Linked DNA regions of Mus musculus: region 1 is linked to region 2. A link is a contact called in ENCODE Hi-C or POLR2A ChIA-PET data. All regions are on one chromosome and are shown on one strand. Each heading gives the region's core, a stretch centred on a gene start or an enhancer-like site at or near the end of the contact. The rest is flanking DNA. Distances are from core to core; before and after follow the strand shown.

Region 1 (5,550 bases), core at 1,719-4,218, 94 kb after region 2:
GGAAGGTAGATTTGAAAGAGCGCCTGATCACAGAAGGAGGATCAAATTTCCCTGTGAATGAGAACATGCCTGCCAAGGTAGGGGAGAGGGGTGGGCTCTTAAAACTTAGTTCTGGGGGCTGGTGAGACGGCTCAGTGGGTAAGAGCACCCGACTGCTCTTCTGAAGGTCCGGAGTTCAAATCCCAGCAACCATATGGTGGCTCACAACCATCTGTAACAAGATCTGACGCCCTCTTCTGGAGTGTCTGAAGACAGCTAAGTGTACTTACATATAATAAATACATCTTTAAAAAAAAAAAACTTAGTTCTGGGGCACATGAATATGTCCTAGGCATGGGAAGGGGCTTTATGGGCACATAAAAATGAATCTGCTGGAAGAACTGGCTCGACAATACTTTCTGATCCCCCAGTAAAACCACACCAGAGAACATAAGCTGGGGGACAGCCAGAGAGGTGAGATCTGGGAGGTACTTTCTGCTCACCAGCCTGCTGGAGAGATGAAAGAGATATGGGATTTCCCAAGGTCAAGAGAGATGTCAAGTTGTCTGGCTGGGAGGCTGCCTAGTCCTGCATTTAAGAGAAGGAAGGACCCAAGGGGGGAGATGGTGCCCTCAGAGATAACAGAGCAGGGTGCTGACCCCTGGTGGTGGCCCGAGCATTGCACCTCTAGATCCTGCCCTCCACGACCTCCCCTGTGTTCTGCTTCACACTCCAAGAATCTGGAGCCTTTCTTGTCCCCTAGTTTTTTATTGGAATCACTCCCCATTGTTATGTCTCACAGCTTACAGGTGATCAAGGAAGGAAACCGCACCCCTTTCTCCTCTGCCTGCTAGCTCAGGGCCTGGCATTGAGTGGGAGTTTGGAGCACCTTTGTCCCTGTGGAGACAAAACAGATAAATCCAAGATATTGAACTCACTTGACTTCCACCAACATAGTTGGAGCCTGAGAGTCCCCAGACTTCACTGGACAGGGGAGAAGGGATGCTTGCTAACCTGCCAGACACTGCGATTTCTAGGAGAAACCTCAGCTTCAGCCAGTCTTCCCTTCCTGGAGGCTGGCCCTTCAAGAGAGAATATGCAAATTTATACAAAAAGTAAAAGTTATACAAATGTTGCCTTTGAGCCTCTTTCTCAACAACTCCTGTTGGAAGCTCCAGGTCAGTGTGTATCGCCCAGTTTCTCAGGTTCCCTCAAAACACTCTTAAGGTTGGCTCAGCGGTTAAGAGCACTGACTGCTCTTCCAGAGGTCCTCAGTTCAGTTCCCACCAACCACATGGTGGCTCACAACCATCTGTAATGGGATCTGATGACCTCTTCTGGTGTGTCTGAAGACAGCTACAGTGTACTCACATACATAAGATAAATAAATCTTAAAACAAACAAACAAACAAAACCCCCTCAAAAATCAAGCTCTTAGGGTGACAACCCCCAACTGTACAGCAACCACAGTCCGGTATGGGATTCTCCAGATTCCTCTCCTATGGACGGTCAGCTCCAACCCTATACTCTCTGCTCAAACAAGTACTACCATAGTGAACAGAACAGGGCTGACACAGAGAACAATTAACAGCACCGACGGCCCCTCCCCTTTCATTCCCCTTGCCATGGTCCAGGTGCTCTGTGCTAGCTCCAGGGCATCCGATTTTTTCCAAGTACCCTAAAGCTGAGTAGAGTAGTGTGCCCATGCTGCTCCAGCTACTTTGAAGGCTGGCAAAGGAGGGCTCTGGAGCATGGGAGTCGGCTTGGGCAATATAGAAAGAACCCCGGTGGTGGGGTTAGGGAGGAGAAGGAGAAAGATCAGGGCTGCTTATAATCCCAGTACTTTAGAGGCTGAGGCAGGAGGATCTCAAGTTTTAGACCAGTCAGAGCTGCATATTGAGACCCTGTCTCAGAAAGCAAGAAAGGTACAAAAATCAAAACCAAGAAGAAGAAGAAAAAAAAAAAAACACCAGATATTATGGTAAGGATGTATTGATAGGATTTTGAATATAGATTACTCTAGATCCAAATCCTTGATCTAGAATCCATTCCCACCAGAACCGTGAGCTGTAAGTATTGATAGAGCTACTGAGGTCTAGCTTCCCTTGGGGGTGGGAGACCAGGGGGATCTATGCCTCCCATTGGTCCGGAACCCCTCCATACTGTTGGGTGAAACACGTGTAAGGTGAAGATTCTCTTGGAGATGCCCAGTCCCCAACCAGTTGGAGGCTAGCTGGTCAGAACCTATACGTGGGACCTGCAGGGGTGCTGGGGGCTGTCAGAGTTCTGGATGAGGGGAGGAGGTGGATACTGGAGCAGAAGCACGCAGCAGGTTGGGCTCATCCGTAGATCAACAATTAAGCGACGGAAGTAGGAAATCTCAGACTCCAGTTGCCCCAACAGCTGAGGGAGAGACTGCAGGGCTGACATGCAAGTTCTGGACCTGGTTGAAGTGGGTTGGAATGGAGAGAAGACACCCGAGTAGAGTCAGCTGGGCTTCGCTCTCACCACCTTCGCCTGCTCTAAGACAGGCTGACGGCTGAATTGCAGAGGCAGGCTTTCTCCTGGAGGTGGAGCCGCCAGGAGCAGGGTGTGGGTGGACATGGGGACTCTGCCTAGTGTTCCACAGGGAGCTGGGAGGGAAGCAGGTGGCGGCGCCCAAGTGAGTAACCGCCGTCCCACAGCAGCCAATCTCAGTGGCTCAGAAGTCCGGGAGATGCGACAAGGCCCTCTCCGCCTTTGCTGGGCTCTTGCACACCCGGGCCCTCGCACAACCCGGGCCCTTCTTGCACACATGGGCCCTCTTTGCCCACGTCCACCCCACCTCACCCCACCCCACCCCTCCGGCTTGGCCTCCCACCTCAGAGGCATCGCTTTCCCGTGGGGAGAGCCTCCCTCCCACTTCCAAGCTCCAGCCTGGAAGGACAAGACTCTCCCTACTGGGGAGGAAGATGCAGGCGAGGGTTGTGGTCCCCGCCTCTTGGCAGAGCGGAGGAGCGGCGTCGCCCTCTGCTGCCAAACTCGGGCACTGTCGCCTGATCACCTTGTCACCTGGGCTCCTAGGGGGCTTCCGGGCTTCAGCCCTTTCTTGTTTGTTAGTTTTGTTTTGAGAGCGGGTCTTAGCACACTACCAAAGACTATATAGACTTCAATCTTTTTTTCTTTTAAAAATTTTATTATGTTTTATTTATTTGGTTAGTATGTGTGTCTAGGCCACAGGACAGCCTGTGGGAGACAGTTCTCTCCTACCCCCTTGTGGGGTGGCAAGGGCCCTTCCCCACGGGTGGTCATCCCACCAGTCCCTACAGCCTGTTTTCTAAGCATATAAGTAAGGTAAGTGGGGCTCGTTCGTAATACATTTGTGTCCTGCCTTTTTCTTTTATTCTTCAAGAGATGACGTTTGGTTAAGAGCCTAGACTCTGGAGCCAGGCAAAGTCAGGTTCGAGTCCTTGTTCTGTGAAACCTTTATGTCTGCCCCTGTGAACCTGGTGCAGGCAGGCACTGCATAGGCTGAGGTGAAGCTCTGTACGGCGCCACATGTGTGCCATTCCAGCCCATTGTCCTGAGCAGGATGGGTCTCCAGCCACCTGACCCTTGGAGCCACGTGGTGCTTCGCCTCCTGTGCCATCAAGGAAAGAAAGGGGCGGAGGCTGTTGCCTCTTTGACTGGGCTCTCTTCCCAGCCCTGCATGGCCTCATTGTTTTTTCTGGGCACCTGGCATTTCCCTGCACGCGCATGTGTGTGTGTGTGTATACATATACATATATGTGTATATATATGTGTGTGTGTGTGTGTGTGTGTGTGTGTGTGTATGTATATGTGTGTGTGTATATATATTCTAGATTCTTTAAGTAGAATGATGTGTTTTCACAAAAGACTAGCGCTTTTAAAAGACTGGTTCTTGTTATGTATCCCAGACTCACCTGGAATTCAATAGATAGCACAAGGTGACTTCAATTTGTTTTGCTTTTGTTTTTATTTTGTTCTGTTCTGTTCTGAAAAGGTCTCATTATGTAACTCTGGCCGGCCTGGAAATCGATAGGTAGAGCAGGCTAGACTTGAACTTACACAGATCCTCATATCTCTTGAGCACCAGGATTACAGATATGTGTCACCATGCCCAGTGCATTGTATATGTCTAAGTTCATGTGTGTACATGCCTGTGGATATACCTGTGTGTGTGTGTGTGTGTGTGTGTGTGTGTGTGTGTGTATGTGTGTGTGTGTGTGTGTGTGTGTGAATATGTGGAAACCAGAGGTCAATGTTGGGTCTCTTTCTCAATTAGTTGCCCCATGCCCAAGGCTTTTTGAGAGTTTCGTTTGACCTCTGTGATTCCTAACAGAGGACTTGGCACTCCTAGGCCTTGGGTATTTTCTATAACTATGTGTAGATAGAGCTACCTTTCCGTCCTCTAAAAGCCGACAGTACCACTTATGGCCAGTGGAGGGCACTGCCACACAGCTCCTGGTAAGCTTCTAGGTGCTATGGGGGATAATTATAAAGAACATAGGCTCTTCCCACTCTGGGAGTGCTCTCAGTTCTGGAACCAGTAGGGGCTCTCCTCCCTCCCCTAGCGAATCTGTCCTGGCAGCCTGGAGCTGGCATGCCCCGGGCCATATCATCCAGAAGCAAGCACCCGGTGCCTGAGGTCAGAATACCCTGCTTGGTGGCTTGGACACACCCCTTAGCAGCTGATGCCACTAGACAGATCACACCCTGTTCCTGGCTCTGCAACATGACAGCGATCATTTGAGTGCGCTGCTAGCTCCCGGGTTTGCCGCGAGGTCGGAACAGAAGTGTTTTGTAAGTGTAAACGTTAGAGAAATGTAACATACACACACTTTCACTGCTGGGAGGCTAACTGAAGGTGGGTTTGTGGAAGGGATTAAGTTAGCGAGGGAGAAGGAAGATAAAAATAACAAGTGCCTTTCACCAAGTGCTTATTAGGAGCCAAGGCCGAGGAAAGTGATCCGAAAATATTGTCTAATTATAGCCAACACTTACACAGGGCTGACCTTGGGCCAGGAGCTGTTTAAGTGCCTCATGCATACAAACTGCTCAGATCCTCGTGACTCAGGGGAGAAGGTGAGGCATGAAGTAGTTGGTTTGTAGACCGGCTCATGCGAACGGGGCTGGCATTCAAACCACAGCGATTTGTCCCCTGTCATGGTCTCTGAAGTCACGACCACACCTCAAAGAAGATATTCTTGCATTTCCTTATAGTAAAGCCACTGGAAACACACCATGAAGGTGTATTTGAGTCCAGACTACCCACTGGAGAATGGAGAGCAGTGGGAACTGGCACAGGGTTCCCCCACCCCACCCCCCACCCCCGCCCAGGAACAGGGCAGATTCGAGCAAAGGCAGAGCTTGGGGGAGAGGGATTAATGCGTGGGAAGGGAGGATGGCCTATCTTCTGGATCCAGAAGGAGGAAGCAGGCTGACAGGCTGTGTCGCTCTCCTCAGTGATGGATTCCCTTTTTCCCTTCCAAGCCTCGGGGCTCCTCCTCCTCCGCTCTGAGGTGCTACTCTGACTGGAGAAGGTGAGAACAACCCCAACCCTGCCACAAG
Region 2 (5,441 bases), core at 2,905-5,404:
CTGAGTTCTTGGCTCTACAACCTCTGATTCTTGGGTAGATCGTGGGTTGTTCTGAGTATTCCCTGCCACACACCTGACTTGCGAATTCTTCATCCTTCTTGGACCGTCCTTCCAGTCTATATGATTTTAGAAACTTTCACCTCAGCTGCTTTCTTCTCTCCATTTGTTATTGTTGTTATTGTTGATGATGATTTGGATTTTTTTTTCTCAAGACATTCTACACTGAAAGAAATACATAAGCCGGGCGTGGTGGCACACACCTTTAATCCCAGCACTCGGGAGGCAGAGGCAGGTGGATTTCTGAGTTCGAGGCCAGCCTGGTCTACAAAATGAGTTCCAGGACAGCCAGGGCTATACAGAGAAACCCTGTCTCGAAAAATAAAAAATAAAAATAAATAAATACACACATATATGTGTGTATATGTATACACACACACATGCACACATACTCAGTCTCAGACATGTATACACAAGTAAGCAGACTCATGACACCAAGAAGACAAAACCTGTGAACCTGTGTTTTTAGCTCTTTTTTTGTTTTGTTTAGTTTGTTTTTGTTTTGGGGACAGGAGTCTTACTTACTATGGCAGTGCTGGCTGGCCTGGAACTTGCTATGTAGACCAGGCTGACTTCAAATTCAAGGAGATCCACCTATCTGCCTCTGCCTCCTGAGAACTAGGATTAAAGGTTTTCACACCTTGTCCAGCTCACTCCTTTTTTTTAAAAGAAATTATTTCTTCGCCAGGCATGTTGGTACACGCTTTTAATCCTAGCAATGGGAGGCAGAGGCAGGTGGATCTCTGAGTTCAAAGCCAGCCTGGTCTATAGAGTGAGTGCTAGGTCAGCCAGAGCTACACAGAGAAACCCTGCCTCAACACCCCAAACAAACAAAAGCAAGTAAACAAACAACAAATTATTTCTTCTTTCGATTTTATACAAACATAATGTATTTTTGACCATATGCCCCTCATTATGTCTCTCATCCTTTCCCCTCCCACTCAGCCCCTCCTTCTCCTGCTCAGCCCCTCCTTCTCCCGCTCAGCCCCTCCTTTTTTCTAAGAAGCACCTCCTTCTTCTCATTCTAATATTCCTACCAGCTACCTTGGTGCCCGGCCTACACTAAGACTCATATTTGTACTAAAAGATAATAAACGTATATGTGTATACGTAAGAGACCGCATAGCTACCTTCCAGCGCACAGATGTATACTCACTCTTAGGAACCAGAGGAGGCAGGCTGCCATGTTCAGGGGCCACTATGCTTCCCAGGATGGGCTCCTTCTGGGAAACAGGCACTTTTGGGGCAATGCCCGCCGTTGCCTCACTCTCAGTCATGGCTGGTGGAGGGGCAGGGAGTCGGTACTCTGTGCACTAGGTCTCAGGCTGCAAGAGGTGCAACACAGACTTGCAGGAAAACCCTTCACAGCGGATCCTGCCATGGGGGCGGGGTGGGGGACAGGTGCTCACCAGAGGCCGTGCACTGCGCGGCTCTCAAAGACCTCCACACCCTCCTATGCTCTCTCCTGCTTGTTTTGCCACCTTCTTCCACTTCTCCCTCCCTCATTCTCAGCTCCTCCCCTCCCCCTCCCTCTACCCCCCCCTTGGTTTTTCAAGACAGGATCTATCTCACCCTAGCTATCCTGTCTCTCACTCTAGTCCTGGCTGGCCTGGAACTCAAAGATCCTCCTGACTTTGCCTCTTAAGTGCTGGGATTAAAGGTGTGCACCACCACCTGGCTCCATTCTCTTCTCTTGCCTCCTGTCCAATACATGCTCTCCCTGTCCCTTCTCCTGCTATGTCTCCCGATCCTGAGCCATTTCCGGGCCTCCTTTCCATCTTCCTGACCCATGTACCTCTTTTTCCTCTCTGCTCCTCTCCCAACCCCCCAGGTCCTCTCCGGGCTGGCCCAGATGATGAGAGAGTGCTGGTACCCCAACCCCTCTGCTCGCCTCACCGCACTGCGCATAAAGAAGACATTGCAGAAGCTCAGTCACAATCCAGAGAAGCCCAAAGTGATTCACTAGCCCAGGGCCACCAGGCTTCCTCTGCCTAAAGTGTGTGCTGGGGCAGAAGACATAGCCTGTCTGGGTAGAGGGAGTGAAGAGAGTGTGCACGCTGCCCTGTGTGTGCCTGCTCAGCTTGGCTCCCAGCCCATCCAGCCAAAAATACAGCTGAGCTGAAATTCGATCTGCCTCCGTCTGGGCTGCTCAAAGTGGCCGGCTCTCTGACGCCTGGCTGGGTTCCCCATCCCCAAGGCCAGCAGGGTACACCCACTACCACTCCCAGGGCAGGGTGGCCAAGCCAGGGAATCCCGGGCCCGGATCCTGGGCTTTCACTCTTCCCTACCCTTGGTCAACCTTACTGAACTGTCAGAGCTGCCAGGATGGCACAGGGCCCTGTCCAGCTTCAGCAGACATTCCACCTGCCGGGGCTCAGCCAGGGATACTCAGCAGCCTCAGTGTCTCTCTGTGGGTGTTTATTGCTTCTATGATGCCTTTTAGTTGTCCTGATTAGAGCCCCTGGCTAGTCTCTTGGGACAGGCGGTACCTGACTCTTCCACCCTCTGTCCCCTTACCATCTCAGCTGACTCACTAGGTCATCAAAATCCAAGGGCTCTCTGAGGAGAAGGTCAATCATGGTGGAAGCGATCGACCCAGCATTGCTCCGTTCGATAGGAGAGGTCTTCACCATCTTACCATCTTAGGTTTTGCCTCAATGTCCTCTGAGGTGTCTCAGAGCCTGATTTTCTTTGAAGCTCAGGCTGTGTGAAAGCTGAGTCTTGTCTATTATGCCCTGTCCGCTGTCGCTTGAGTCAAGCTGGGGTTTGTAAATAACGGCCAGGTTCCAGCATGGCCTAAAGTGCCCCCTAGGCTAGTCTCCAGGCCCCAGTTCTTGCCTTAAGCTATGCTAGCAGCCACCTCAGGACCCAGGCAGTACAAGAACTTCTGACTCCCTCTGCGGCTTGGCCTTCTGCCCAGGGCTCAAGGGTGGCTTCCTTTGGGGTCTCCAATACTGAAAGAAACTTAGCCCCTGTCAAGAAGCCTCCAGCAACCAGGGTTCTGCTCCCCACCCCCACCCCCGGCTGTGACTCTCTGGCCAAAGCCCACACCCTGGGCCAGACCCCAGAAAGTGAGCCTTGGGAGAACGTAGCCTAGAGAAACACAGAGAGTCTGGTATTTAGAAATGTGAAGGGTTCACCCACGTACTGAACAGGTGAAACTGAAGCCTGGGTTGATGGACTGAAGAGAAGTGAACTGTAGGCGAGGCTTAAGAAGGGTAAAGCAGGGTTCAGGCAAGAGACAAGGTCAGCCTCCATCTTGGGAAGACCTGGCCTAGAAACTATTGGCCACTGAAGGGAGAAACGGCGAGAGTTCATCATGCTCCACACAGGCCCCGACCTCTTGAGTTCCTCCAGTGTGACCTCCCAGCTCTCCAGCGCTGTTCTCTCTCTCAAGCCTGTCTTTCAGCAATATGCAAGGACCAAGGAGAACCAGGAAGTGAAACGAGACAAAAACAGAAAGTAGTCCGGCTTTCCCCAGACCAGTGGGGGCAAAGTCTGAAGGTTCTCCCGTCACTGGAGCCAGGGAATCGCTTTCTTGCCTGAAGGATTTTATTTCTACTGAACTTGGGAACAAATTTATCCCCAGACTCCACAGTCAGAGCCAGAAGACAGTAGCTCCTCCAAGGCCAGGAAATCCTAAGTGGAGGTGGGGGGGGGGGGTTGAACAACTGGAAACGTGGCAAGGAGAGTGGCCCTCTAGAGACAACTATCTTCAAATGCTTCCCAGTGCAGGTGTGTGAGTGGAACCACACAGTTTGTGGGAGCACTTGGCCTGTGACAGGCATGTAGTAGGTCTTCAATAAACCATGTTTGACCCCCTGAGTTTCTGCTGCCTTCCAGGCTAGTACCCCCCCGCAGTGGTCCAGTTGCAGGGGTCCAGAGAGAACCCTAGGGGGATGGGAAGTAGAGCATCCCAAAGTACACACCACCAAATTTCCCTGGGACAGGCTTGCTCTAGAATGCCCCCATACCTAGAACCGTGCTGAGTGAGGTTCAAACTTCAGATCCCACCCGGGATAGACAGCAACCTGATCCATGACAGCCACGTCGCCCTCTGCTGGCCAATGCGCTGCCCACGGCTGCCCTGCTCCCTTCCTACAGCGGGCTGGCTCCTCCCAGTAGGCCTGGGCCCTCCTTCCCGTCCCTGCCGCAGCGTGCGTGCTTGCGTGCATGCGTTCAGCTGTTCTGGGCTGTAGGGACTGTGCCTGGAAACCACACCTAGCAAAGGAGCTTTGTGCTTCCTTACTCAGAGGCGGCTCCGCCCCTCCCTGTTCAGCTCCTTCTTAATTCCCTCCCTAGGTGCTCCCCACCCCTTGTCTGCAATTAGTCCACACCCCCGGAATGAAAAGCTCCCCTTACCTGGAAATCTCAGAGAACACCTCATGTCCCCTTCCGCCCCACCCCAGAAACTATGAGCAAAGTGCCACTGGAGGGGTGAGAGAGAATAGGAGACCGTACTGAAGGAAGCTGGGAGGAGTCTTTTGGTTCAATCCAGCCCAGAAATACAAACTTTCTAAGAAGAGGGTGTTGGACCTTTCTTAGGAAAACAGGGAGGGTGCCCCAGTTTCTTCTGCGGTTGACAATTTGGTCTGCTCCCCATGCCTCCCAAGTGGGCACAAATCTGCAGCCTTCTGCGCTGGGGTCGTGGACCTCTCCCTGGCACATACAGCAGACAAGACCTTTCCCGAGGACTCTGAAGGGAGCCCTCAGAGGATGGTGACACTAATAGCATTCCCATTCTCCCACCTTTCCTTCCCCTGGAGTCCACACAGCCTGGCAGGCCAGGCCCCTAAATGACCACAGTGTGGTTGAGGACCGGGAAAAGGGCAGCGGGAAAACAGCCGTGCAAGAGTTCCGTGTGGGCTGGACAGGATCTGGCAGGACTGACCCGTCACCATGCTGTTAGAAGAGAATCTTTCGAGGTTACTAGGACCCAAATTCTTGGCCACTTGCACATGCTGTTACTGCCTTGGGGGAAAAGAAAGAGAAATCGCAAGCCTCTCTGCTCTTTGCTCTGATTTCCTGCGGTGACCCCAGCCTCCAACTTCCTTATTACATATAAAAAGTGAGGAAGCATTTCTATCCCTCCCTGAGAGGGTATGGTTGGTAGGGCATGCAAAACGGAGTGAGGGTGGCCCCTGCAGCCTGAGCCTTGACACTGACGCTCAGCCCTTCCTCTGCCAAGGCCTCTTGGTACCCCGGCTTTCATGGACAGCTCCTTTCCTTCCCAGACTCCATCCTCTCTCAGTCCTACCTCACCCTAGCCTGTGAGGAAGGAGCAATGCCTCCCCTGGCTTACCCCTTGCATTAAGATCAGCATCCCAAAGCCAGGTGTAGCCAGGCATACCTACAATCCCAGCACCTGGGAGGTGGAGGCAGGA

Evidence for each region. A loop is a pair of places that touch in the nucleus more often than their neighbours do. ChIA-PET counts read pairs that join two places held with the same protein, here RNA polymerase II (POLR2A).
Region 1: a loop to region 2 is called in a map of T-helper 1 cell, with 2.1 times the contacts of the local background. The contact joins two enhancer-like sites. A Hi-C loop is called at or near these places in 1 of 37 maps with a recorded cell type or tissue (T-helper 1 cell). POLR2A ChIA-PET finds 5 or more read pairs at or near these places in 2 of 5 experiments (both embryonic stem cell).

The regions. Positions count from the first base shown.
Region 1 is chr15:101,236,441-101,241,990 of GRCm38, forward strand. No RefSeq gene overlaps it. Among named protein-coding and RNA genes, the nearest start is that of A330009N23Rik, 14 kb to the left of the region's middle. Within about 2 kb of position 2,969, at least 3 of the 3 ENCODE cell types and tissues checked have a DNase peak (open chromatin) inside an H3K27ac peak, as active enhancers do.
Region 2 is chr15:101,141,455-101,146,895 of GRCm38, forward strand. It overlaps Acvrl1 (activin A receptor, type II-like 1), which reads left to right. Exons shown (of 11, transcript NM_001277257.1): 11 at 1,889-3,882. The coding sequence ends at 2,023. Among named protein-coding and RNA genes, the nearest start is that of Acvrl1, 16 kb to the left of the region's middle. Within about 2 kb of position 4,155, at least 2 of the 3 ENCODE cell types and tissues checked have a DNase peak (open chromatin) inside an H3K27ac peak, as active enhancers do.